7 separate regions of the Mus musculus genome follow, and all the other regions are linked to region 2. The links are chromatin loops, found by intact Hi-C in ENCODE. Cell type or tissue: heart. All regions are shown on one strand.

Region 1 (4,000 bases), 350 kb before region 2:
TTCTCTTCACCAGACTTTCATTCACATGACCTGATAACGAGAGAGATTTTGGAAATTGCTGTTGCTAGAACTGGAGGCAACAGTGGAGTTGCCCTTCACTCACAAAAGAAGTCGTCGTGAAAGCAGAGGGGTCCTGGAAACCTGTAGCAGGTCATAGACAGGTTAAAGAACTTATGACTGTCTTGGAAACGTACTCCAGCTGCCTGCCCCACTTATTACCCACAAACCCTGGGGCCCTTCTTCAGTTCACCCACTCCCACCCTCTACCAAGGTGCTTCCACGCATTTCCTGAATCATAGTTGGTAAAAGTGACCTTGGACTCCCTCCATGTGCATCGAATATTCTCTGACTTGGAGGCTGTAATATTATAACATCCTCCATCCTTGCTCCTCCTTTCAATGCCTGTCCATATTGATCGGGTGTTTCTGAATTTTGGAATGATTTTTCTGGCTTTTGTTTGGTTTTAAGGACATTAGTTGGAAATTTCCACTGACCCTAGGCTAGCCTGGAACTCATAATCCTTCTGCTTCAGCTTCCCTAGTACAGAGCTTTATGAGTCAATTCAATTCACTGCAACCCAACAGGGGTTTCTCTCTGGCATTCAGAGGGTTGTCGGTGTCAGTCCTTTATTCAATCTGAATGAGTTTCCTAATTCTCAGCGCATTTCACAGCATACACTCTGATCACATTAACTTTCCAGTTCTTCCATATCTAACCCCATCCTTAAGACCACACCCATAAAAGTAAAAATAAAAAAGTCCACTTTGTGTCCTCTATACACTCACTGGAGCATGGCCAAACTCTCAGTAGCCTTCCCCTTAAATGAAATTGATCCTTCCCCTCCCTAAACCCCTGCCAGAAGCCATCACCTACCTGCTTGCCTCTGAAGGATAGAAACTCACTCTTCGACTCCCTTCTGCTAGGGGACTGCATACTCACAGTCTGCCTGCTTCTTTTTCCACCTAAGGCACTTCACATGGGAACCAGGGAGTCATTCAGACTTCTATGTTTTAGTTTACATTTGTGGGGGGGAGTGGGGGGTACATTGTGTGTGGAGTGCCCAAGTATATCATGCATTTGGCAAGCATGCCACCACACTATATATGTGGAGGTCAGAAAACAACGTTGCCAACTTTGTAGAGTTGATTTTCCTAGTCACCTTGATGTGAGCTCTGGGAAAAAAAACCAAGGTCACCAAGCTTGTAAGAGAAGTGTGTTGACCTCCCATGCCACCTTCCTGGTCATGATTTATGCTTACAAGGTATGGATGCAAAGATGAATGTCCCTTCTGACCAATTAGGTTATAAGTTTCTCTAAGATAGTGAAAGTTGTCTGCTTGATTTTGAGTTTTCCTTCTTGTACTTATTTTTACCATATTAGACAGGATGGTTGTGATCATTGATGAAATAATGGGACTTTTTCTATGATCAATCACTCTGCAAAAGCTAATGTTTATAAACTGGTACTTGTGTGCTTGTGAGGTAATGCAGCATACATGCTATGCACCCACCATCGTGAGAATTTGTGCAACTGAAAAGCATCCTATCAAGACTGTCCACCCAGGGCCTGAAATCTGGGAGAGGTGTTCATTCAGTTTTGCACTCTTGCATGTGTCTGTATTCAGAGGCATTCCCTTCCATGACACATGCCACTAGGTGCCAGTGTTGTTCTACCAAAATGACCCTCCAAAGCTACAGGTGGTCCTCACTTTTATTAGATGCCCAGTCTTCCTCAAAGTTCTGGACTTGGAAAGCTATTAGAGTACCAGGTCCTATGGTGGAATGGACCACTGTACCTTCCTTCTGCACAAGTTTGGCATCATCATATCAAATGTTGGCAAAAGTCAAGGAGGGGAAGAATAGTGCTCATGAGGCTGGAGTAAATCAATTCAGAGACAAGAAGGAAGAATATGCTCTTGATCTTACAGACTAGGTACCATCGTTGAGAAAATGACAAATGAGCATGAAAGTTAACATCCAGTAATCTTAATGTGTAAGCAACATTTCTTCCTTCTCTCTCTTTCCTTTCATTTACCCCTCTATCCTCCCCTCTTCCCTTCTCCTCTCCCTCTCTGCCTCCTATGTTTCTACCTCCTTATTCCTCTTTCTCTCCCTCTCTCCCTCCTTCCATCTCCCACTCTTGATTCTATTCCATTTTGAGCTCTCCAGTATAAAGTTCCATGTACAGCAACTTAGAGTGCAAGTGTGCTTGTTTCAACAGATCTTGTACCTGAATAAGTACACTAAAATGCATGGTCCAATTATAATCAATTAGAGGCAAGTTGATACCAAACTTACTGGTGTTTCTAATAAATTCTTTGGCTATGTGTTGCCTTTGAGTTGTGGTATATACAGAACAGCCTCTGAGCAATCAGAACCATTACTGATCACAGGTGATTTAGAGCTTATGATCAATGAAATAATGCCTTTTAGAAGAGGTGAGTGAGGGAGAATTTCACACACAGCAGAAAAATGAGACCAGGCGACACATACCAAAATTATTCTGAATATGTGTGAGAGTGTATGTGTGAGAAACCTCATGTCTTGGTATTTTCCCTTGGTAAGGAGATGACACAATATCTATCCCTTTCTTCCTAGGTTTTCGTGACAATGAAAACTGGATTCCACTGAAGTTCCATCCACCCAGAAGAGAGGGAAACCATAGTGTCCATCCCACTCACAGAACTAATCTTGGTAAGAACTCAGAAGCTGGAATTCTGTTACCATGTGACACTACTTCATAACACATAAGCAAAACAGGTAAGAAATTCTGCAAAAAGAAAGTATGGCTCCAATATGGAGCAAGGAAATACTAACATCATTCTGATGCTCTGGAAACTCAAGAGGAATTTAGTAGATCTCATTAAATAAGAAACATTCATACAACCCTGATATTCTACATACCAACACATGGAAACAATATCCCAATGCAGTATCTGAAGTCAACATCAGCAAATAGGCATGTTTTCCTTCTGGGAACACTCTAAGCAAGAAAAAATAAGTGCCCCCCCCCCCCAGTCCACGTATTTCAATGGAAAGGAATGAAAATCATGAGAAAACTTTGAAGGAGTTAGAAAAATGTCCATGCAATAGCATGGAAGAATATGATGGATATAACAATTTCAGAAACAAAACTTATAAGAGCATATGTAGATTGCTTTATTGAACAAAAAAAAGCATACAAGATTATTTCTCATGTTTACAAGTTTATGTACCATTTGTGACTGCATCTGTCTCCAGACCTTGCTGCTGGCCATATCTACAATGCACACTGCACATTCCCTGCACTGCTGGACTCCCTCCACTTGTGAGCACCACCTCTGACCCTGTCAGAGGCCTTGCATAGAATGTATGCTCTTCAGTTCAGGGCAGTGCCTTCCTCTAGAAAGAAAGGATTCAGCAGAGCTCAGCCGCACAGTGTGACATGTTTGCAGTGTTCTCTATTGTAAGTAGTTACAGGGGGTTGATTGTACTTATTATAGCTTGCTTTTGAAAAAATATGTTTTTAATTGAAATAGAATTCTTCTCTCAGCAATCATTAGTCTTGTATAGTTGTCTAGGTGTTGGGCCCCTTGAGATTTTTCTCTTCTGCATTAGCATGTCTTTGACATTTCCATTTTTCTGCTCTTGCTTATGCAGCCATTTCTATGTGAGACTATTTCACATTAGACTTCCTGATATTCTGGCTCTTCAAATCTTCCTGCCCTTTTTTCCTAAACATTCCCTGAGCCATAGATGCAGGATTGGAGTTGGGCTCACCATGATACTGGAAGTATTTCATAATGTAGATAGCAATATTGTCAGTCTTTGACTGACATTAAGTCCACAGACCTGTTCCCCAGAGAAATACCAAAACTCTACGCATAATCTCCTGTGGACCAGATAGTTACACATATATCCTCAAACAATTCCATTTACTTAACCTTCTATCCCTATTTCTGCCTCTACTTTTACTGTGATTTATTCCTATGCTTGTCTGCCACTGGCTCCTTCTCCTATTA
Region 2 (4,000 bases):
CTTAGTCACTATTCTATTGCTGTGAAGGGACACCATGACCACAGCAACCCTAATAAAGACAAACATTTAATTGGGACTGGCTTACAGCTCAGCGGTTTAGTCCATTATTGTCATGGCAAGAAGCATGATGGGATACAGGAAAAAATGGTGTGGGAGAAGGAGCCAAGAGCTCTACATCTGGACAGACAGGTATCAGAAAAAGAGACACCGGGCCTGGCTTAAGCTTCTGAGACCTCAAAGCCCAAACCCAGTTACATACTTCTTCCAACAAGGCCACACCTACTCCAACAAGCCTATGGGACCATTTTCTTTTTTAAATTAATAATAATTTACTTTACATCCTGATTGTAGCTTCCCCTCCCTCTTTTCCTCCCAGACCCTCCCTCTCACCTCACCTCCCCAAATCTACCACTCGTCCATTTCTTCTCAGAAAAAGGGAGGCCATCTATGGATATCAACCTGCCTTAGCATATCAAGTCGCAGTAAGACTAGGAACCTCTTCTACTGAGGCTAGACACGACAAGGTAGTCCAGTGAGGGGAAAAGGATACAAAGGCAGGCAATTGTAGTCAAAGACAGCCCCTGCTCCTACCTTAAGAACACCACATTAAGACCCAGCTGTGGAGGCTTGAGAGATGGCTCAGTGGTGAAGGACATTGACTGTTCTTCCAGAGGACCTGCGTTCAAATCCCAGCATATCACAACTGACTGTAACTCTCACACAGGCATACATGCAGCTATTTTCACTCAAACCACCACAACCTCTGCCAAACCAGACAGCACTACTTCTGAAGATTCCCAACCTCTTTCCAATGCCATCTCTTCTATCCCACCTACTCCCCAGTACACTTTGCAAGGTCAACACTGTCTCTTCTAAGTGTTTCTCTATGCTCCTATGCCCCTTCTGCTGGCCTCTCTGCTCTGTGAGACTCAAATGCCAGCAATGCTGTTCTGAAGCTTGTTGTAACCTGAGTAGGTTTGTCCTTCCTCTGTTGGGATAACAACACTTGTGAGGCCCCTCTGCTCTCTCTGGCTACACAGCACATGAGCCTTTGGTCTCTGCTGACTTCCTCTGGACTGCCTGTGTCTCCTTTGTACATGGCTTAGTGGTGCTCTTCGGGTAAGTTAAGTGCAGTGCTATTAGTGGTAATGACTTTTGGCAGCTAATGGTCCCTATAAAGTCTGGACTATGTAATTCTGGGAGGTTCAGCCAGCAGATGACCTGAGGGAAGGAAAATGAAGCTTCCTGTCACCACCTGTCCCTGGAGGGAATTCTCAAGCTTTAGGCTGAGTCACACTGAGTCCTGGAAACAAAGATCTTCAGCATCACCTGCCCCTGGGAGTCTGCACCTTCTAACCAAAGGCTAGGAATGGTCAGTAGGAATGACAGCCACGCCAGTCACATTCTGAGAGATATCTGGAGCCTGCTGTCCACAGTGCTAAGGTCTTGAGGCTCTCTGCTTGCTTGGCCAGCCCTGAGCAGAAGAGGAAAGACCGATATGGTAGACAAAGGTGAGATTCCTGCCCACTCTCATTATTCACAGTTGAATGCCCAGTACCATCCCAGGGGAGCAACACATCTCTGTACATGCTACACTCATAACCACAAACACCAGTTTTAAAGTTTGACATAATTAGCCAGCATGTCAACATAAAATTACATTTTCTCCCATCCAAATCCTTCTTGAAATAATCATTTGGGTGGAGGGAAAGGGTGCCCTGAAGTTTTGTCAAAAGAAAACAGCTAAAGGTTAAAACAAAATTCCCCTCATGTCAGTGCCATGGATGTACTTGGCTGGTGCAAGATTTCATGATAAATGAGATGACAGTCGATATAAAACACTTAACCAATCCTGTGCAATCTCGAAGATGCCAGTAAACTCGGGTGGAGGCCTGGCGCTTTGGCGCCCCCTAGGAGTCCCGGGTGGAGCAAGCGCCCATTTCTCAAACTGCAAAGGAAGAATGGAAGAACTCAGTTTATTGTGAAGAGAACCAAGTTGATTTCTCTTTTCCAAGAAGCCATTCACTCTAGGCGTCCCCTGTCTCCTTGCCTGATGATAAATCTGGGTAAAAGTGCTGGACTGCTTCTGTGGGTAACATTGTATCGAACAGAGAGAAGGCCTGCCACATCTAGAATCACTTTTGATACTAAACCTTGTTCTAATTTTGGAGTCAAGGTCTCTGTGGTTATTTAAAGAACAAGTGTAACCCTAGGGGATTTTTTTCTTTCAATTTTCCAATGAAGTCAGAGGCCCTGTTCTTCAGCGTTAGTACATAGGGAAAAAAGAAGGAACAACTGGGACACTTTCTGGTAGACTGTGTTAACTCTAGCCACGACCTAAACTCTATGAGGAAGGAATAATGCAAAAACTGGGGGTGCTGTGTCTTGGCAGCTCTGGCCTTCACGGGTCTCATATTTTTTTCTTTGTAAAGGTCCAAAATTTTATCATTCTTATTTATAGTATCAAATAAGGGAGAACTAAATTTTACTAAAATTAAGACATAATTTTTTTAAAGGGGATATAAATTTGTAGAGAGAGCCACAGATACAGGGAGATGTAAAGACACACGGGTGGATGAATGTCCACTTCACCAGATAAGATATACATGATAGACGGAGGGATATGTGGGGGAAGTCGTCTTAATTTGCTTCCTGCATAAAATTGCACAGATCTCCCCAAAGACAATCTCCCCAGCCTATGGTAAACAACTCAAGAGTATCCAGGAAAGTCTCCTTCCAAGTCGGTCTCTCAAGTTCCCACCACTCATCCACGAATTGTTTTAAATAAATAAATAAACCGCGAAGTCTGTCGATTCAATTCTGGACCACCAGCGTCCTCTGTTGGTCACCTATAGGAGGAGCGTGCAGACTTTGGAGAGACTCGTACAAAAGAACTCAATAGCTGCGCTATTGCGCCTGGATTTCAAGTCAGAATGAACGGATTAGCAAGAACTCCAGTCTGCACTGGAGCACATCAGAAGTTGGTATAGGGGTCCAACGATGACTAAAACTCGTTGTGAACAGTATTCATTTTAAGGGCTGCTTGGCTACTAATCATGCATGCTTCAGTGTCTCAGTAGTTATTTTAACGCAGATGCGTCCGCTAAAAAGATTCTCCCAAACAAGAACTAGAGGAACTTCTCATCTTTAAAAAGAAAAAAACTGTCCTCACTCCTATCTGGGAAAGTGCAACGACGTATTTGAGTATTTTGAGTCCCTACCTCCTTGAAAAGCAAATCCTTTGCGCCCATAGCTGTCAGCGTGAGGTTGTGCGGTGCTGAGACTCTGGGAGCTAAAGTGGCCCGTGGTGCAGATTTAAACCTCGAGCTCTAAGGTTCTCCAGACCTCAAAGTGATCTGCGCGTTCTCGCTGGGAAATGCCTAATACAGCATACCCTACACGAGGAATTCCATTGCGGGAACTTTACAAAGTACACAGGCGCTGAATGGGTCCGGGCCAGCTTCCCAAACATAAACCATCCCTGGAAAGGCCAGCTTAGCCAGCCATCCAGGGGGAGGGGCTATAGGGTCCGGGACGCCAAATTGGCTGGGAGTCATTGAAGGAAGAGAAGACCAGAGTCCCTGGAGTGGCTGGGACTCTAGAGACGCAAGGTGGCCTGGAGCGCCTGTGGTTACCCGTGAAGAGGTGGCCCTGATACAGGGCGTGCGCACAGAGAGCAGGTGCCCGGTGAAGACGCGCGCAGCGCGCCCCCGTCCTCGTTCCCGCTTCGTCGGGAGGCGCGGGCCCCGGAGCGGAGCCTGCGCCGGCCCACCCCCCACCCTCGCCGTTCCGGGGCGTGTCCTCCGCCACCCCGGCTTCTATATATCGGCCTGCGCGCCCGGGCTGCCCAGATGCGAGCTTAGAGCGGCGACTGGGCGCTGAGGACCTGCTTGCTCGCTGCTCCCATCCCGCCGCCTCATCCCGCCGCCTCATCCCGCGTGCTCCACTCCGCTCCCCTCCACCGAGCCGTCCACCCGGCGCCATGCATCCCGCGCGCCCC
Region 3 (4,000 bases), 120 kb before region 2:
TTGGTTTGTTCTTGTTTGTCTAAACTATTAAGAGTCATTATTAAGTCATTTGTGCTCTGACTTTTTAATTTAGGCACATAGAACTATACATTTTGCTTATAGGACAATTTTCAATGTGTCCTGGAGGGTTTTTTTTTTGTGTGTGTGTGTTTTATTTTCATATAGTTTCAGTAAAATTTTTCTTTCTTGATTTCTTCTTTGACACATTCATCATTCAGCTATGAGCTGTTTAAACTCCATAACTTTGAATACTTACTAGAGATTAGTTTGCTCTCAACTGTAAGTTTTATTGCACTATGATCAGATAGGTCATATGGAGTTATTTCAATCTTTGTGAATTTGTTAAGATTTATTTTGCTATCCAGGATAAGGTTTATTTTAGAGAAACTTCCATGGGCTTCAGAGTAGAATGTATTTTCTTTGATGTTTCGGGAGAATATTCAATAGATATCCATTAGGTCCATTTGATGTGTGGTGTCAATTAACTATGAATTTTTTTACTTAATTTTTGTCCAAATTACCTGCCTACTGGAGAAAATGCACAAAATACTGGTGGGGACACCTGAGTAAGCTGCCATCATGCCACAATTTTAAAATGTCAATGTTAAATATTTAAGGTTTTGTTTTATTGTTAACTCTTTGGTGCTTTCAAATCTTAAAATCAGTCACAGTGGAGCATTTATACCAAGGAAATAGAGAAGTGCAAGAAGGAGAAGAAGGAGGAGGGATAGAGAAATGCAAGAAGATAAAGTAACAAGTAAAGGAGAAGGAAGAGGAAGAGAAGCAATAGAGAAATGTAAGAAGAAGGAGGAAGAGGAAAAGGAGGAGGAAGAGGAAAAGGAGGAGGAAGAGGAGGATGTTGTGGATTTCCCTGGTGCTATTTGTATTTTGATGTTAGTTCTACTTCCTCAAGAGTGGATGCCCCTGACAAGGAGTACATCACATACTCAGGTGATTTCACTGAACCTTCTCCTCATTCTAACTGATCAAATAGGGCTCTAGCTTATGTATGGTAAAGGTAGAACTGGAGGTCTCAGAGTGGGGAGGAAGAATGAGAAAGAGAGAGAGAGAGAGAGAGAGAGAGAGAGAGAGAGAGAGAGAGAGAGATGGAAGCCAATATAGAGCAATAGAGCAGAACCACGTGGCCAGGAAAAACTGCAAGTAGCAAAGGGTCTCACAACTGGGAAATAAGTGAGGATAGTGATAGACGTGCCCAATATAGGCATATATCTTATAAATATAATGACTGGATTGTGTGTTTTTATATGGGCTTATTGGTGTTGAAAGATTACTGCAACTTATTGGCGCCCAAAGTGGGGCTTAGAACACAACTAACCTGAAATAAAAGTCCATCCCAGTCCCCAAATAAATGACTGGGGCTGCAATCTAAGGCTGAAGCAGTGTGTGGATTGAAAGCTGAATGGGTCTGAGGGATCTACAGAGAGGTGCTGAGAGGTTCCCTCCCCAAGTCCCAGGCAGACCACAGCAATCAGGGGCAGCACCCCAACCTGAGATGGGACTTGGGAAGTTCCAGTGGCAGGTTTCCTGAGCCTAGGAGGGATAGGGGACCCTGGAACACAACTGCCTGCAGGCTGATATGGGCATCTACACCCAAGGGAGCCTTTCCATGCTCACTTCCCCATATCCCACACAACTAAACAGGACATGTGGTGCTAACTGCTTGCACTCAAGGCTTCCTGAGATAAGTGCACATGCTGCCAACTACAACCCAATGAAAAGAGAGAAAACCAGCTCAGAAACACAGAAGCCTTGGGTCTTTCTACAATTAGCTTCTCCCTGTGAATAAAAGAATTGAGGAAAAAAAAAAAAAAGAATTGAGGAAGACTGCAGTGTTCTGAATCAAACAGCAGAGGGAGACAAAGTTACAAAAAGCCCTGGATCAAGTTATAAGAAATATAAATTTATAGATATAAATATATAGATATATATAGATGATATAGATATAGACATAGACATGTGTGTTACTTAAAAATAAGAAACACAAAAAATACCTTTTGGGTTTTATGGAATGATATTTAGAATGATTCAACAGGGATGGATTTAAAGGAAATAGATACCTTGTCAATTACTGTTATTACAATATTGAGTATCTTGATTTGCAATGTATCCTCAAAAGACAGGGTCCTAGATTAAAAAGAAAAAACTATGAGCCTTAGAAAAGGGATTAGGAGAAATCCATGAAAGTTGGAGACCAGAGCTGGCACAGATGCTAGAAAAAAAAGATGCAAAAATTCATAGATGAGACTGAGTAACAGAGAGATAAACTTAAGATTTGACAACATGGCCTAGAGGAAACACTGGAACTAAAGGTACATGACTATATATGTCAAGATAAGCAACAGAGAGATGGAAATGAGGGTTGAAAACAGGAGCTAGAAAGGTTATTAGAACAACAACAAAAAAAAAAAAAAAAAAAAAACACAGAGTTTGATAGATCAGACTGAATACCAAAGAAATAGTGTTAAAATTTGGAAGCAGAGTCTAGAGGATAATTTACTAAGGGCCTATAACAGAAGATACAGGAAGTTATAAAGGAGCATTAACAGAAAGAGAAATCTAAGACTTGACAACACGGCCTAGAAGAAACAGAACTAAAGGCACAGGAAATTCTAGGTCATGATAAGCAACAGAGAAAGGAGAATGAAGGTTGGAGACAGGAATTAGAAAAGATGATAGAACAAAGGATGCAACAGCCCACAGAGCAGACTGGGCAGCAGAGAGAAAATAATGAAGATTGGAAGCAAGGCTTGGAGGAGAACCTCTTAAAATTAACCAATCAGAATAAAATAGACAGCAGAATATCAGAATTACAATATAAAAATTGAATTATAGAAGCAGAACCTTGAACACAGAATACAGGAATTTATAAAACAGAAGGAGCAGCAAAAGGATAGATATGAAGCATGGGAAAATTCTCAGAGACAGAAGATAAAATTAGAGAAAGCCAAACAAAAGTTGTTAAAAAACAAATTTTAGTTTATCTAGTTAGTATACAACAAAGACCACCAGATGATGACCATCTACAGAGAGATATCAGGAAATTGAATGGCAACCCATAGATATGCTAGAACTGAAAATATTTAAGGAAAGTGTCATTAATTTTTGAATGCATACGCCCCTTTTAAAACAAATCCTGACTTCTTGGGCTATTAAAAATAGAATAACAATCCAATAATGGAAGGATATGGCAAAAGCAATATTGACTTCTGCTATGGTAAGGAGTATGTCAGTAAGAAAGACACTAATCAAATCCTTAACTTTTAAAAAATGTGTTTGCTGAATTCAAGGAAGTAATCAGCTCATTGAAAGCAAGGTCAGCATCAATAGATGAGTGAATTAGATATACAATTGATGTTAGACCTCATTTGCCTGAAATGACCTTAATAGGAGAAGCTGTCACTTAGAGGCCTTGAGATGACCCAAATTTTCAAATGTTTTAATTGTGGTAAGCAGAGTTGCCTTAAAATGAACTGCAGGGAAAACCAAATTAATCCCAAAAGGGAGCCTATGCCTTCTGGAAAATATAAAAGATATGACAAATGTTGGCATTGGACTAGGTAATGTAGAGCAACAACAGACAAATAGGACAAATATTTTGCCAAAAAAGCTCCCTGGGGGGGTAGAGGTGGGCTCTTGCAGGCCCCAATGCCAGGAAGGGAGAGTTCTCTTCCTCAGGACAATTAGACACCACCACTCTGATAACAGATGTGTGAAACCAGATAAGAAGGCTTAGGCAAATTCTATACACAACATAATAAATAAATAAATAAATAAATAAATAAATAAATAAATAAATAAATAAATAGTAAAAAAAAAAAAAACAACAACAACTAAAAGGGGGCCAAAACCAAATATTTTGGCAAACTTCTGTAGAGGACCAAAGGCCCAAGCTAAGAATACTAGTAAACAATATTGAGATTGGAGTAGTAGTTGACACTGGAGCAGATATCACCATTATCTCTCCAAAATCTTGGCCTGC
Region 4 (4,000 bases), 920 kb before region 2:
TTTCATTAATGGGGCTTCTCCTTGTCCTGGAAATTCTAAGCCTTTGAATATGCCTTTATCTGAGGAATGCCATGCACCTTCAGTTTGATTACAGGACCAGTTCCCTTTGTCCTGGTAAAACCTGTTCAGCTAACACCTGAGATTCCTGAAATGTGTCTCCGTGCTCATCAGGCATTTCAGGTGCTGTAAGCACTCATCCAATGACCTTGGCTTATCCTGGATGTTCCTACCCTTGGTCCCCCAAAACTTCATAAGCCTTGAATCACCCTAAATAAAGTTGACCTGCCTCCTGATAGCTGGTCCCAGTGTGGTTATTCACTGTATAGACTCACAGGGCTTCTGAACTCTGTCCCCAACTCGATGTCTCTGCTCCCTGTGCCTGCTGATGAACCATGAGAGTGGGAGAATCACAATGAAGAGCAGAGGGAATGTTAACTATCGCTTCAAGGGCATCATCTAGATGTGAAAGTCACCTACACAAAAAAGCTTCAATTCTTGTAACTGTTTTCTTTCTATTTTATAATCACAAAACAGTTCTTAGTTGGAAGGTCTAGGCTTGCAATTTAGGTTCAACTACTAAACTTGTTTTCTTTTTACTTTGTCTTGGAGTTACTCTTTGGGGATTTCTTTCACATTGCAGCTGATAGACTGACTGTGTGGTCCAAAATGGTCAATGACAATGCTGGGATTGGTGCCTGACTTTTCTGACCTCCCTTCCATCATACAAAGTATTTTCAGATGGCCAGTAGTATACCTTACTAAGCACCCTGGAGCAAATGTTCAAGCTACACATGGATATCTCAAGGGCTCTATAGTGCCATGAGCCAGGTAGGCAGGTGGGGAACCTTACCATCATTCTGGAACTTCTTCCTGGGCAGAGCTAGGCAGGGGAGGGAATCAAGACAGACTCTAGAGAAGAGACAGAGAGGGCTGGGGATAGTCATTAGGTTAAAGAATATGTAGGTGACAATTTACAAATACATTTTATGTGTGAGCTTGCTGTAATGTTGTATTTTCACTTTAAACTTATTCTCTTTCTTTCATTTGTGGCCTGGGTTGGGGGAAGGGCAAAAAACTTGTGGGCAAGTTTCTGGATCTTCTCTCAGAAGTTGAACTTACTCAAAGTTTGTTAAAAGGTAATGTGTCTAAAAGCAGTCAGCAGCAAAACCAAAGACACTGCTGAGAACTTCCCAGATACTTAGGATCCCTCTGGTCTCCCAGAGACTGCATCCGTCCAGCTTTCCTCGTGTCTATCTTCTCTGCGACTGTGAAGGGCATGCCAGGTGCTACACACCCATGTATTGTCAAGTTGAACTGGCAGCTGCCTTCCTCTGGTCATTTCTGGGATGGAATCAATGTTATATTTTCTCACAAAGACAATAGGGGGGAAGGATTATGCCAGCTGTTGAGAAATTTTCACGGTTCCCTATTCTTTGTACATAATGTTGCCATAACATTTTAGAATTTTACATGAAGGAGAAGCCTCCTGCTTATCATTTTTTTGGTTTCAGTCATGGTTCAAGGGGACACAGTGACCTTGGCTGGTATATGACCTCAAAGAGACACCTTTCTGGTTTTATTAACATTCCACGTCATGGAATTGTTTTCCCTCTGGTGTTTGACCATCACTGTTTTGGAAAGTAAGACCTGGTTAGCTGAGCATTCGCTTCACCACAGACAATTTATAGGTCTCCTTCTCATGTTGAAATACAAAACAACAACAAAAGATAAAATGAACAACAACAATAACAAAGAAGCCAAACCATGCTCTTAGAAGAGAAGACAAGTGATTGAGAGGAGAATTCTGGGTAAAGATGACAGCTACAATGGCAAGGGCTATGTGTCAGACTCAGAGTCAGTGCTGGGCTGCAGCCAGGAGTTTACTTTTATTAAAAATATATATGAATGCATATATAGAACAGCAAGATGGAACAGTGGGGAGAGGCACTCATCTCCAAGATTAAGGACTTGAGTTTGATCTCTGGTACTCACAGTGTGAACAAAGAGACACAACTCCCCAAAGCTGTACTTGATTGCTATAGTGTACCCCCACGTGGGTGCACACAGCATAAATGAAAGTCCATGTTCATAGAATCGTTATGTAGCATTACTATTTTGTCAAAACCAGAACACTTTGAACAAAACTACAGTGCATTTCTATTTGCAGAATTTACATTTTTAACCAGGTTGTTGGCTCCTGGTCCAGACTTATCGCTACATACTTAAGCTCTGCTAGATGCTACCCAGAAACATGCCTACACCCACAGAAAGTCTACAATATCCTTGTAGATTCTTGTTCTGCAGTACCTGGGCAGGGCATGCTGGGCTCAGGAGAGAAGGCTGACCAGCTGGTCAGGAAGCCTTCGAGCTCTAGGGCGTGGGAGCATTGACACTTACTGAGTATATCCTCCACTTGATGGCGACAGAGGCATAAGACTCCTTGTATCTGCTACCCAGCTGAGTGCAGCAAACTCCACCCTAGGAAAACAAATATTCTACAGTTAAAACTTGCTTCTTTGAGGATTTTGCTATGTTCTTAAACTAAACTACTAATGAAATTTTCCTCACTTGTAAAATTTGAGGTACTTTTGAATGAAACCCATTTTTAAATTTTAGTTGCTAACAGCATGATTTTTAAATATTTGATCATTTCATACGTGATTGTTTAATACTGGATACAATAATTTTATGCATTTGTCTTGTGAACTAGTGATGTAGTAATGTGCAGAAAAAATGTATGAAATGATGTTTTATATTTATTTTACTGAGAATTTGTGCTGCACTTTTTTCTTGTGGCAAGTTTTAGGCTTAAAAAATATTAGATTATGAAATTGCTCTAAGTTCTTACATTTTCTTCAGCATCAGAAACAGACCAATGGGGTGGCTACACCTTGCGGCTTTATTTTTATTTCGGTTTTAAGTCATTTTACAAAGGCTTAGTTATAGTTTTACGTTTAGTCTTCAAAGTGCCGGGGCCCTTCTCAATGCTCCAGGAAGTCTCAGCTGAGAAACTGCAGTGCGTCTGCCTTCCCTTCACATTGTACTGGTTCAGAGGTGCACATCAACAGACCCATGCTTGGAATGTGCCAAGTCCTTTGGACCACTGGACTCTCAGTGAGAGCACAGTGGCCTTGCTTACAGTCTGCACAGAATGTGTGCTTGAAATCTGCTCAAAGGGCATAGGTTACTCCATTCATTCTTCTTGCTTTTTTTTTTTAAATCCAGGTTATTTGTTTTTTGTTTTTTTTTTTTTTTTTTTTTCTGAAAATGTCACCAAAGCTATACTATTCTATTCTCTTGTTGAGAAGCCTTATGGTTTTACATACACGGTCTAACCCAAGACCATTGCAATGTCTTATTTATAAGGCAGATATTATAAAATGAAGGTGGACTTAGAGTAATCCCAATACCATCCCTCCCCTATAATGTATAGTCTAGTCTGATTTTCAAAAACAGATTTCTATCAAATCCTTTTTTGGATTCTGGGAAATAGCATAAGGCAGGGCACTATTTATTAAAGATATCAAAAGTGGGGAAAGGAAATAGAATGGGTTTCAGTATTTCTTGTGCTGCTTGAAGAAAGAAGTGTGCTTTTTTTTAATTAGATATTTTCTTTATTTACATTTCAAATGTAATCCCCTTTCCCGGTTTCCCCTCCAAAACCCCCCTCCCCCACTCCCCCTCCCCCTGCTCACCAAAGCACCCACTTCTTCTTCCTGGCCCTGGCATTCCCCTATACTGGGGCATAGAATCTTCACAGAACCAAAGGCCTCTCCTCCCATTGATGACCGACTAGGCCATCCTCTGCTACATAGGCAACTGGAGCCATGAGTCCCACCATTTGTTTTCTTTGATTGGTGGTTTAGTCCCAAGGGGCTCTGGGGGTACTGATTAGTTCATATTAATGTTGTTCCTATGGGGCTGCAAATCCCTTCAGCTCATTGGGTACTTTCTCTAGCTCCTTCACATTCCAAAGATGTCTTGGTAACATTTCCATTGC
Region 5 (4,000 bases), 280 kb before region 2:
CCTTTATCAACCATCTTAGAAACTGTCAATTTTATTGATTTCTTGTTAAAGATATATCCACCTTCAGGTGTCTTTGTTTTTCTCATTACTATGTAATCGATTTGAGGATCTTAATTCTTCTTAAGGTATTCATTAAGTAATAAAAAGAATCAACATTGTTTGGGTATTCTGTAAATTTCGATGTATTATGCATTCATCTTAACTCAATTTAATATTTTTTTTCAGTGTGCTTCCTGTCTTAGTTACTGTTCTATTACTATGAAGAGACACTGTGAACAAAGCAACTCTTATACAAGAAAGTATTTAATTAGGGCTTACAGCTTTAGAGAATTAATCTAGTGGGGAACAGAAAGGCATAGTGCTGGAGTCATAGGTAAGAGCTTTCCATCCTGATCCACAGGCAGTAGGGAGAGAGAGACAGAGAGAGAAAGAGAGACACACAGACACAGACACAGACACAGACACAGACACAGACACAGACACAGACACAGACACAGACACAGACACAGACACAGACACAGACACAGACACAGACACAGACACAGACACAGACACAGACACAGACACAGAGAGACAGAGAGAGACTGGGCATGAGGTGGGCTTTTAAAACATCAAAGCCCATTCCCAGCGAGTCTCATCTTCTCCCAAAAGGCCACATCTCCTAATCCTTCTTGAACAGCTCCACTAAATAGGGACAAAACACTCAAACACACGAACCTCTGGGAGCCGTTCTCATTTAAACCACCACACCTTCTTTGGGATTTCCATATTGAACAATCCATGGATGAATTAAAATTTAGCTAGTATTTAATCAGGTGTATACTCTCATGTTGTTTTTCTGTTGTAGAGACCTTGTTTTCTTTTACTGTGGCTAGAGAATAAGTTGCCTGGTTTCAACTCTGTTAACATTGCTGAAATGTATGTTGTAGTCTGGGATATCATCTTGATTTTGATATGTTTCCCACAGTAGTAGGAAAGAATGTGTTTTCTTCCTTTGAGGTGGGCTGGATACTTTTATGTGGGAGTGTAACGGCTTCTGTGACATTAATAATGTTCTGATTTCTTCAGTATGTTACAGAGGGGTTTGCAGAGGTTCCTAGTTATAACTGTGTATGTACCCATTTTATCTCTATCAGCTCATGTGTGTGTGTGTGTGTGTGTGTGTGTGTGTGTGTGTGTGTGAAAATTGTAGCTGTTAAGTTTCTTGGTGTGCCTGCCCTTTTACCATAATTATTTTGTTTTGATTACTTATCATGTAGAGCACTCTTCTTTTTATGGGTAGTTTCCTTCACGTTAATGTCTGCTTTATTTTATATTCCATAGTCACCCCTTTCTTTCACTATTTACACGATATACCTTTGTGTGTACTGTTTTTCTAACTGCTGATATATTTATATTTAAAATCACTAGGAGTTTGCAAGGAGTTTACCAATGGCTCATGTTTTAATTATAGTCTGAGAAATTTGACCTCTTGCTACTATTTTGAAATTATTGTGCATAATTCCCTGGGTGAGAAGTTAAGACTTGAATGCACAATTTCATTTTATTGTCTATTCTCTTATTATTTGTTATTCGGCTTTCTTTTCCTTGCACTTCTATGTATACTAGTTTTATTGTTTGTATTTTTTTTTAAAGAATTACAGTTCCATAGTCTTTCCTAAAGATGTTTAGCAGTTTTCTGCATATTATATACGTGACATCACAGTCTCTATGTGCCATTATATCACTTGTGATGTAAAGTCTAGAAACCCAATGTCTTTGGTCTTTTTCTAGCCTTCATCCCGTCATTATAACATGGATGTGGTAAACAGTCATGTAAGGTGCACTTAGAACCACATTTGACAGCACCACGTTCTGCTTCACTTCCCACAATTGTTTAGAGCTCTCAGTAGAGAGTGGTGTTCAAGTATCCGGGTTTGTGATTTCTTTTCTATTTTCAGAACTTCCTTAAGTCATTCTTACAAGGTAGGTCGCACGGTGAGTGACATTCTTAGTTTTCTTGTGGGTGAGAACTTTTGCATTTCCTCCCCTCTGGAAGCATATTTCCCATGAAGGGATTTCTGGCTCGAGAGTTGGTTTTTGCAGCACTTGAAAAATATTGTCATTTCCTTCTGGCTTCTGTGACCACTGAGGAGAAATCTTCTAAAATGTGAATTTAATTGTCTACTCTAGGTGCTGTTTTCTTTCAGTTTTTGCGGTATTTTTTGGTGATTTATTTTTAGAAATATGATTATGATCTTCTCTGGGATGGATTTCCTTAGGTGTGTCACAATCAAGCTTCCTTTGGTGCTTCGAAGCCCATTAGTTTATGTTCTGCTAAAATTGGGAGATTGGCAGCCTTTCTTTTTGAAGCATGTTTTGGGCTTCTCCTTCCTCATGCATTTACTTCCATAGTAAAGAATTCACAGAGTATAAATCTAGCCCCTCTGTTGTCTTCTTATCTGCTGCTCACTGGTAGCCTGTGTCCCTTCTCTGTTTCCTGTCAGTCCCCCCTCCTTCTTAAAGTCTTTCCTTCTCTTTCAGGTCACTGCTCTCCTCTCCTTTTCCCATTATCTCTTCCTTTTAGATCTTCCCTTCCCTCCCATGGTCTTCTTTCTGTGTTCATATTCTCTGTCTCTGTCTCTGTCTCTCTCTCACTCTCTCTCTTGTACATGTGCACACACACAGATATCTAGACTCTTATAGCTGTCCTTCTATGTGTCACTTGTTTCGTTTAACATAATAATCTCCAGTTCTAACCGTTTCCACAAATGTAATTTCACTTTTCTTTGAAGTTGGATATAATGAGAGTATCCTCTTGGCATGTTGATTTAGAATCCTTTGGGTATATACTTAGGAGTGTTTCTAGGGTTGCTTTATTGTTGTTTGTTTTTTATTAAACTACCGCATTGATGTTCATAATGGCTGCTTATTTACATTCCTACCAGCGGCATCTGCACATTCCTCAATCCTTACATCTTCACCAGCATCTGATCATTTTAGCATAGTTTTCCATGTCATCCTTCTTTGTATTGAAAGCAATTGCTGTTTGGCACATGGGTCATCAGGTTATAAATTGTGGACTTTACTGAAGTTTCCTTTACCAGCTAGGTGTCCCTGTCATGACCCTGGCAAGGCAACTATATAGGGAGGTTACTTTCTTATTTACTCCAGGTATGGTAATGTTACTGATAGTTGAGGATCTAAATCTAGGAGTTTAATGTTCTTGGCCTTTTTACTAAAGAATTGAAAATAAAGGTCCACACAGACTTATAAAAGAAACAAGGTAATTTTATTTGGAGAGAAGCAACAGTGCAAATTAAATAGAGATATATGGTCTAGACTGATGGGGGTGTCACAAATGTGATTGCACCCCAGTGTACGTATTACTATTCAGAGTTTCTTTTTATGGGAGCTGAAGAAAGGAAGAGATGGGTACTAATGGCCTACAATTTGGGTGGTTCTCTGTTTTTATTGCCAGATTTAGCTATATACTCACCTCTCTGATGTGCATGTTCCTTCCCACAATGCATCTGCTTTTACTCATATGCACTCTCAGTTATGCATAGGTATAAGGTGATAAATGGTGGGTTTTCTCTAAAAGGTTCTAAGAGCATATGGTTTTGCTTTACTGCATATGCACTCAAAACCAGTTCATACCAGGTTATGTTCGGCATATACATGAATACAAACTGTCTATATTTTATTCTTTCCAGGCTTTGGGAAATATATATGATTGTTAAGGAACTAGAGAACGTATAGCCTGATACAAGTTGGCAGACAGTTAAGGAATATAGAGGTGCATTATTTAGAGAGGGTGTGTGTGTGCACAGTATGTGGCGGTGAAGGAACTAATCTGTAAAGTGCATTTTTGCAAATAGGAAGTGGGCACATAACCCTGAACCAAATGGAAATCCCAAGCTAAGATACCTCTTATGCTTGCTGTCTCAATAAGATACTGGTTTTATCTTGTTTTCTTCCATTAACAAACAAGATATGTCAAGTACTATTGAAGTGGTTA
Region 6 (4,000 bases), 650 kb before region 2:
CTGTCAGTCCTGCCTTGCTTCATGACTCTAGTGCATTACGGTGCTCAGCTCGGAAACACTCTTAGACTTTTGATTCCAAGGAGCACCAGGACAGGACACCATATTCAGGGCCTTTTAGGTTGCGAACAATGTGAGACATGTGCTGGGGGGTGCAGGGGGAACTCACCAATGAACTTTCCCCTCAAGCCTGTCACTTCTTACAGGACTGTGGAGACCTAGCCCAGAAGCTAGTTTGTTGGTGCAGGAGGCATCTTTGGGGGAAGGGCTCTCCTGCAGCTCCCAGGGCTCAGGGCAGAGCGAAATGCCTCTGAGGCTGTGCAGTAAAGTCAGTCATTCTTGCCAGAGTGCTGATGTGTTCCCAGGAATGTGCTTTTCCAGAGGGAAAATATAAACCTCAGAATAACTTAGCAGTTTCCTCACATCCTGGTTGCATCCTGCCTTGGACGTCTTTTCCTGCTCATTGTATGAATCTTGATGTCACCTTGAAGTCTCAATTCTGAGAACCAGCACGGAGCACAGCATCTCTGACGCAAGCAGGGCAGTCACCCTTGTATTCACTGTGGGTGAAAACAAGAATTTATGGACCATTCTCCCATTTCTCCGGGAAGCAGGCAGGTGTCCTTGCTTCTTCCTCTTCTTGACACTTCCTTGTCATTTGGCTTCCTGCACTCACTTTCCTTTCATACTCACAGATATCCAGCAGACCCCACAGTTCCTGCTTCAAAGTCCACGCCCAATCACAAAGTTCTCACCACCCTCTTTACTACCCACAACTCAAGTTTATACATCCATCCACAGCTCTAGGGTTGCCTCCCCAAGCACATGTCCTTTTTATTGTGATGCCCCCAGCTCTTTCCACACAGAACAGACAGATAGACTTTTTCTGACAGTGTTACTGCCTCGGCTTCATTAATTCCCGAGACCATTCTATTTGGTAGTAGTCAATTTCTAGAGACAGTAAGTGATTTGTCTTTAATGTTGCTTTTTGTGGGGGAACCTACCAGCCCATGCCCCTCATCTCCTTTGTGAATCTCCCTCACACTGGCTACCCTAACCACCAGTGGCCTAGTGCCAGATGACCAGGGACACATCTAACCTCAGAGTGTTCCCAGTTGCCCAAACAAGAAGGCCTCAGCCTACTACCCTGTCACACCTTTTCCTTTCTACAAAGTCCCCTACTGATGTTTCCCCCCTAGGTGTCCCTGCCTTCTGATGGCCCCCATACCTCCTGAGTGGTCCTGCATTTAGGGATTGATAACTTTTCCATCTTGCAGCTGCTTAAGTACATTAGCACTTGCCATCTATGTCAGCCATGGATGTGCATCCTTCCCTCTAAACTTTGCCATCTCACATCCAGGGGAATTTCTTTGGATCTCATGTCTCATTGTATCTTCAGTTCAGGGGGTTTAAGGCTTCAGGATAGGCTTCTAGACCTGCATATTTGTGATCATGTACCTAGAATCTTCTAGTAGCTTCTGGTGAAACTTTTCAATGTGCCTCTCAAAAGACAATTCTAGGACTTTATAGGTCACTGGTCAGCCTGTTGGTCAGCTCCACTGAGACAACTCTGCCTTCTTACTAGTTGGACCCTAGAGGGTGCTCAGAGGCCACACAACAGGATCATCTGTGGTGCAGCATTGGATGACAGACACTGGCTCCTCCTAAAACAGTATTATAGAGAACTCTTAACTCTGCTGCCTTCCTCACTGGCCTTCTTCTCTCACCTTCTTAGAAACCAGTAGCCCTCCCATTGGCCTGAACCCAAACTTCTTTCTTAATAGATATTGCCCATTAGAGAACATGCTGGAACCTGTGGCTTCTTTAAGGGGAACTGTCTTGGCACCCTATCTGCCTGACACCCTGAGGCTCACTCTGCCTGAGCAAGTAAACTTCTTGGAAAATCTGTCTATGCTCTCTCAGTCTATATGGTTCTTTTAAGACCCATCTTCTCACAGCTACAGCATAGCCTTCTCCTGCACGAATGCTCTAATGTTATTACCTCCTCCAGACTTGCCAAGCACTCTCAGTTTCTAAACACTCTTCCCCCACAAAGTACTATTCTGCTTCCTATGGAGCCTGGCCCATTTGTTTGTATTTTAGTGTCTGCCTGGAAGATTCTGACTCCATCAAGGTCATAGGCCATGGTGTGCTATTGATTTTCATGCTTCTCATGGGAATGGAGAGGACAACACTCTAATCAAATCAGTCCAAATTGCCTTTCTAACACTGATGCGGGTGACTGACAAACCACATTCTCTCTCTCTCTCTCTCTCTCTCTCTCTCTCTCTCTCTCTCTCTCTCTCTCTGTGTGTGTGTGTGTGTGTGTGTGTGTGTGTGTGTGTGTAAATTTACCAGTCTAGTTATTTAAACCTGCAAAAGCATTGACTCTGAAAGGATTGGAAAATTCTTCTGAAGAAAGAAATGAAAGAGGAAAAATAAGCAGAAACAGGAATAGCATGTTTTTATGTAAATAAAGAATATGCCGGGGCTCAGAACTGAACAAAGAATTCTCACCTGAGGAATACCGAATGGCAGAGAAGCACTTGAAAAAATGTTCAACATCCTTAATCATCAGGGAAATGCAAATCAAAACAACCCTGAGATTCCACCTCACACCAGTCAGAATGGCTAAGATCAAAAATTCAGGTGACAGCAGATGCTGGCGAGGATGTGGAGAAAGAGGAACACTCCTCCATTGTTGGTGGGAGTGCAGGCTTGTACAACCACTCTGGAAATCAGTCTGGCGGTTCCTCAGAAAACTGGACATAGTACTACCGGAGGATCCAGCAATACCTCTCCTGGGCATATATCCAGAAGATGCCCCAACAGGTAAGAAGGACACATGCTCCACTATGTTCATAGCAGCCTTATTTATAATAGCCAGAAGCTGGAAAGAACCTAGATGCCCCTCAACAGAGGAATGGATACAGAAAATGTGGTACATCTACACAATGGAGTACTACTCAGCTATTAAAAAGAATGAATTTATGAAATTCCTAGCCAAATGGATGGACCTGGAGGGCATCATCCTGAGTGAGGTAACACATTCACAAAGAAACTCACACAATATGTATTCACTGATAAGTGGATATTAGCCCCAAACCTAGGATACCCAAGATATAAGATATAATTTGCTAAACACATGAAACTCAAGGAGAATGAAGACTGAAGTGTGGACACTATGCCCCTCCTTAAATTTGGGAACAAAACACCCATGGAAGGAGTTACAGAGACGGAGTTTGGAGCTGAGATGAAAGGATGGACCATGTAGAGACTGCCATAGCCAGGGATCCACCCCATAATCAGCATCCAAACGCTGACACCATTGCATACACTAGCAAGATTTTATTGAAAGGACGCAGATGTAGCTGTCTCTTGTGAGACTATGCCGGGGCCCAGCAAACACAGAAGTGGATGCTCACAGTCAGCTAATGGATGGATCATAGGGCTCCCAATGGAGGAGCTAGAGAAAGTAGCCAAGGAGCTAAAGGGATCTGCAACCCTATAGGTGGAACAACATTATGAGCTAACCAGTACCCCGGAGCTCTTGACTCTAGCTGCATATATATCAAAAGATGGCCTAGTCGGCCATCACTGGAAAGAGAGGCCCATTGGACTTGCAAACTTTATATGCCCCAGTACAGGGGAATACCAGGGCCAAAAAGGGGGAGTGGGTGGGCAGGGGAGTGGGGGTGGGTGGATATGGGGGACTTTTGGTATAGCATTGGAAATGTAAATGAGTTAAATACCTAATAAAAAATGGAAAAAAAAGATATCTATGTAGTTCTATAGGCCATTTAAAAATGGGCTATGTGTTTTCTCAATTTCATCTGTAAGAATTCGTCAAATTTTCTTGTTGTTGATGTTTTTGTTGGTGATGATTTTCTCCCAGGTTCATGTTTTTCAGTTTATTTGTTTGTTTGGTTGGTTTTGTTTTTCAGATATTTTCCTTAGTTTGTATCTTATTTACATTTTGAGCACTATCTACTAGAAATAAAAT
Region 7 (4,000 bases), 1.0 Mb before region 2:
GGAGACCAGAACTCACTTTGTAGACGAGGCTGGCTGAGAAATATGAGATCTGCCTGCCTTTGCCTCCTAAATGCTGGGATTAAGGGTGTGAGCCACTACACCTGGCTTTGTGTGCAGTTTTAACACCATGGGGAGAGTTTCTAACTTAAATATGTACACTGCCTTGTTAGTATAATGCCATAAACTGCTGGAGTCTGGAACTAGTCTCATTATATAGGCATAAGCAACCTATTATGTCTGCATACATATGAATGTATGTTGAGAAGTCACAGAAGCACTAAGCAGGGTGGCTTGCCAGAAGTACCCTGAAGTAATGAGGACTGTACCACAGTCACAGATGAGACTTACAAATGCTTAACTGCTGTGAGGATAGAGCTCAGGGTGTTCCTGGCCTGGTAGGGTACAGATGCTTAGGGCACCAGTAAGTTGTTCATTTAAACACGTGACTAACGAGAAACCTGCTGTTATGCCCTTAGTATCTTGGTGTCTCTCAGAGCAGTAGAGGAATAGAGAACTCTTCAAAATGTCCTGTCATGGTCACAGCCTGAAACCTTCAAAGAATCTTGAGAAGACATGAACAGCAGTACAGGCTTGCAATGGAGGTGAAGAGCTCTTCACATTTTTCTGAGTCTCTTTTCCTGCAAACCATAGCAAGTGTCCAGCAAGTGGAGAGTGTTGGAGACGTCTCTTGGGTGGGAGTATCCAATGCAGAGAGTGGGATTGTAACTGCATTTCAGCTGTCAAAGGAAGGAGACTTCTATAGAAAGCTGCTAGTGTCCATTTAGAATACTTGCCTCTTCCCATCACCTAGTCCTCAGCAGAAGTCATTCTCACGATTCTCTGTGCCCCTGAGACCCATGCCATCCAAGAAGAGCAAGAAGAATGCATTTGAAATACATTCTGTGCTGATGGTATCAGCAAGTGCAGATGGCCTTAGAGCTCGGTAGACCTTGGATGTTGGGGAAGAGGTTTCTGTATAAAGAATTGAGTATGGTAAGGAGCATGCCCTGTGTGCGTTGTCCCAGATATCTCTTTTTCCGAGCTGTGCTTTAATCTTCACTGTAGTCTATGAACCAGATGTCGCTGTGCCTTTTAGAAGATGAAGCCACACATGGGAGTTTAAGGTTCTGAACGATGTATAGAAGACATGCTACTAAACACATGTCTCACTCTAAGTTCTAGGGAAGTCTCTTATAAAATCCAGACTGTGAATTCACTTCTCCTGGATCAAACACTGTCTCTCGTCATCCCATACAGTCCATCAATGGTGCCGCCACTCTTCAGATGAGAAAGACTTCGGAGCTGAGATTCCAAATGCAGCCCCAAGTTAGCCCCACATTCTTTAAGAAAATGATGTTACTGGGGAAGCCATATGGGAGAACTCAGGATCAGAGGGAAGCAGAGGTGCTGGAAAGCACTGGATATCTCCAGGGCCACACCTGAGAGTTAGTGTGTGAGAAGCAGCCGTCCCAAGGGGCAAATTCGTGACTTGGGGGGGGGGGTTAAGTCCTCATTTGTTTTCTTGTTATTTATGTACCTTCGTGGCTAACATAGCCAGACACAAAGTTAGATGCAAAATGTCTTATTTAATATATATATATAATTATTATTATTTACTAGAAAAGTATTTCTTAAATTTTTAAAATTCCAAACTTTTAAATACAGGAGAAAGGGTTAGCACATGACATTCTATCACCACTAGATGGTGCTGTCTGAGTGTGGAGTCTCATTCTGCAACTTGAGCATAAGGTTCACTGGGGGCTTTGAGATGATTGAAGGTCTTAGATTGGTTGCCAATGTGTGTCCTGACCCTAAAATATAGCAATCAGGGTAAAACTTCTCTCCATTTTATGTGTTCTGAAATCGGGCTCTACTTAAGCCCCTCTCCTTTGTTATTCTTTCCATCTCTTTCTCAGTTCTACATGCCCTGTATTTGTCAGTGTGCTGTGCTTAAGGCCCATTGGAACATGCTAACAGCCTACTATCCTGGTGCCACCACACTGTTCCTGATGAGCACCCGAGCCTTCTCTTCTTACTCCAGACATTCCTGGCTGGGTATCTTCTATGTGTCCACTGTACTTGCCCACCTCTAGATGTGTCTAATTTATGCCTTCTACCACCCACTCTTTCTTTTTTTTTTTTTTAAATTGGATATTTTATTTGTTTACATTTCAAATGTTATCCCCTTTCCCGTTTTCCCCTCTGCAAACCCCCATCACTTCCTCTCTTACCCTGCTTCTATGAGGGTGCTCCCCCACCCACCCTACCTCTACACTGGGGTATTAAGCCTTCACAAAACCAAGGGCTTTTTGCATTCTGCATTTTCTTTGACTGCTGTGTTAGTATTTTTTATGGTATCTTCTACACCTGAGATTGTTCTGTCTCTTGTGTTCTGTTGGTGATGCTTGTGTCTATGACTCCTGATCTCTTTCCTAGGTTTTCTATCTCCATGGTTGTCTCCCTTTATAATTTCTAGCTTGTTTTTATTTCCATTTTTAGATCCTGGATGGTTTTGCTTATTTCTTTCACCTGTTTGGTTGTTTTCCTGTAATTTTAAAGGGATTTTTTAGTTTCCTCTTTAAGGGTTTCTACCTGTTTACCCGTTTTCTCCTGTATTTCTTTAAAGGAATTATTCATGTACTTCTTAAAGTCCTCTATCATCATCATGAGATATGATTTTTAAGTCAGAGTCTTGCTTTTCTGGTGTGTTGGGGTATCCAGGACTTGCTGTGGTGGGAGAACTGGTTCTCATGATGCCAAGTAGCCTTGGCTTTTGTTGCTTATGTTTTTACCCTTGCCTCTCACCATCTGGTTATCTGTGGTGTTAACTGCTCTTGCTGTCTTTGAATGTGGCTTGTTCCTCCTGTAAGCCTGTGTGTCAGCACTCCTGGGAGACCAGGTCTCTCTTGGCAGGATTTGAGTATTGGAGAGCTGAGGCACAGGGTCAGCTCTGGGCACAGATGGAAACAGGAAAGATCCTGTTCCAGGCTGCTGCTCCTTGGTTCCTGTGTCCTGAGGGCTCCAGGTAGGTCTCTCTTGGGCCAGGTATTTGAACAGAAGTGGTGGTCTCACCTGTGCTCTCAGGTGTTTCAGTACTCCTGGGAGACCAGCTTTCTCCCAGTGGGATTTGGGTTTGGAGAGCTGTGGCATAGGGTCAGCTCTGGGGTGCAGATGGAAACTGCAAGCAACCCTGCCATCCATTCTTCTGTAGAAGGTAAAACATTGGGTTCTGCTGGAGAGCCTATGTAGTCTTTCAGCTTTGAAAAACTCATCTGATTGCTGTGATCAGACACTCAAAACCTTGAATTCAGAAGTGGGTTTTCTGGACGAAATTCAAGACACGTGTGCAATGAAGCTGAGGTTGTCAGAGGGCAATGTAATGTCACCATCCACCCTATTGTCTACTAACCCAGGAGCTCCAGGCTCTTGCACACTATCCTGACAATATCTTGCAATTAAGGTCTGGTTTATGCCTTCCATTGAGGCAGACGGGATAGTAGAGAGATGCCTCTCCACCAGTGAGGATAAACAGAGGAGAGCAGACACCTGTAGTACAGGGTTAAATAGTGCAGAGAGGGTCACTGCCCTGTAAGTCACAGGGCTGGGAAAACTTGTCAAAAGTCAGGATGTCCACACACCCTTCAGACCTGAAAGATGACTCCCTTACACTTCTTCCTTTTCTGCGTTTTTTTCTATCATAGTACCCAACTCCTTCTTTGTTTTGGTGTTGGGGGCATGCTTTTCTTGAGTGAGTTGTTATCTTGGAGTTTTGCTCTACAGCTAATGCCCAACACTTCCTGCATTTATCTCCTGCATTTGCCCCTTGAATTTATTTGGGGCCCAAGCCACTTTCCCTTGGGAGGAGATGCAGTGTGATTGTCCTTCTCTTTGGTCTGAGATGGGGCACCTCATCTGGTCACGTCTTAGAGGTATATAGCATTCACTTTTTAGGATACTTCTGCGTTCTACCCTTTGTCTTGTAAAAAGAGCACAGGATCTA

Evidence for each region. A loop is a pair of places that touch in the nucleus more often than their neighbours do. Peaks named below come from ENCODE experiments on the same cell type or tissue, not always from the same donor. Only the 100,000 strongest peaks of a DNase experiment are listed, where the experiment ranks them.
Region 1: a loop joins it to region 2, with 13 times the contacts of the local background. A loop is called at or near these places in 21 of 42 quality-filtered maps.
Region 3: it touches region 2 in a loop (7-fold over the local background); 15 of 42 quality-filtered maps call a loop at or near these places.
Region 4: it touches region 2 in a loop (4-fold over the local background); 17 of 42 quality-filtered maps call a loop at or near these places.
Region 5: it touches region 2 in a loop (7-fold over the local background); 5 of 42 quality-filtered maps call a loop at or near these places.
Region 6: a loop joins it to region 2, with 15 times the contacts of the local background. A loop is called at or near these places in 6 of 42 quality-filtered maps.
Region 7: it touches region 2 in a loop (10-fold over the local background); 24 of 42 quality-filtered maps call a loop at or near these places.

What each region holds. Positions count from the first base shown.
Region 1 is chr11:7,566,340-7,570,339 of GRCm38, reverse strand. No RefSeq gene overlaps it. Among named protein-coding and RNA genes, the nearest start is that of Gm36720, 140 kb to the right of the region's middle. In heart, a CTCF peak has its summit at 1,649 (motif pointing right); no DNase peak of the experiment used is centred here.
Region 2 is chr11:7,213,773-7,217,772 of GRCm38, reverse strand. It overlaps Igfbp3 (insulin-like growth factor binding protein 3), which reads left to right and starts at 3,850. Exons shown (of 5, transcript NM_008343.2): 1 at 3,850-4,000. The coding sequence starts at 3,983. It overlaps Gm36565 (a long non-coding RNA gene), which reads right to left and starts at 676. Exons shown (of 5, transcript XR_872239.3): 1 at 592-676. In heart, CTCF peaks have their summits at 1,897 and 2,838 (motif pointing left); a DNase peak (open chromatin) is centred at 3,792; H3K4me3 peaks cover 1,165 bases; H3K27ac peaks cover 464 bases; H3K27me3 peaks cover 584 bases.
Region 3 is chr11:7,335,892-7,339,891 of GRCm38, reverse strand. No RefSeq gene overlaps it. Among named protein-coding and RNA genes, the nearest start is that of Gm36653, 67 kb to the left of the region's middle. In heart, CTCF peaks have their summits at 1,685 and 1,886 (motif pointing right); no DNase peak of the experiment used is centred here.
Region 4 is chr11:8,135,963-8,139,962 of GRCm38, reverse strand. No RefSeq gene overlaps it. Among named protein-coding and RNA genes, the nearest start is that of Gm27393, 250 kb to the right of the region's middle. In heart, a CTCF peak has its summit at 2,417 (motif pointing right); no DNase peak of the experiment used is centred here.
Region 5 is chr11:7,495,968-7,499,967 of GRCm38, reverse strand. No RefSeq gene overlaps it. Among named protein-coding and RNA genes, the nearest start is that of Gm36720, 69 kb to the right of the region's middle. In heart, no CTCF peak of the experiment used is centred here; a DNase peak (open chromatin) is centred at 1,917.
Region 6 is chr11:7,860,379-7,864,378 of GRCm38, reverse strand. No RefSeq gene overlaps it. Among named protein-coding and RNA genes, the nearest start is that of n-TDgtc10, 7.4 kb to the left of the region's middle. In heart, a CTCF peak has its summit at 1,591; no DNase peak of the experiment used is centred here.
Region 7 is chr11:8,243,541-8,247,540 of GRCm38, reverse strand. No RefSeq gene overlaps it. Among named protein-coding and RNA genes, the nearest start is that of Gm27393, 360 kb to the right of the region's middle. In heart, a CTCF peak has its summit at 1,695 (motif pointing right); no DNase peak of the experiment used is centred here; H3K27me3 peaks cover 302 bases.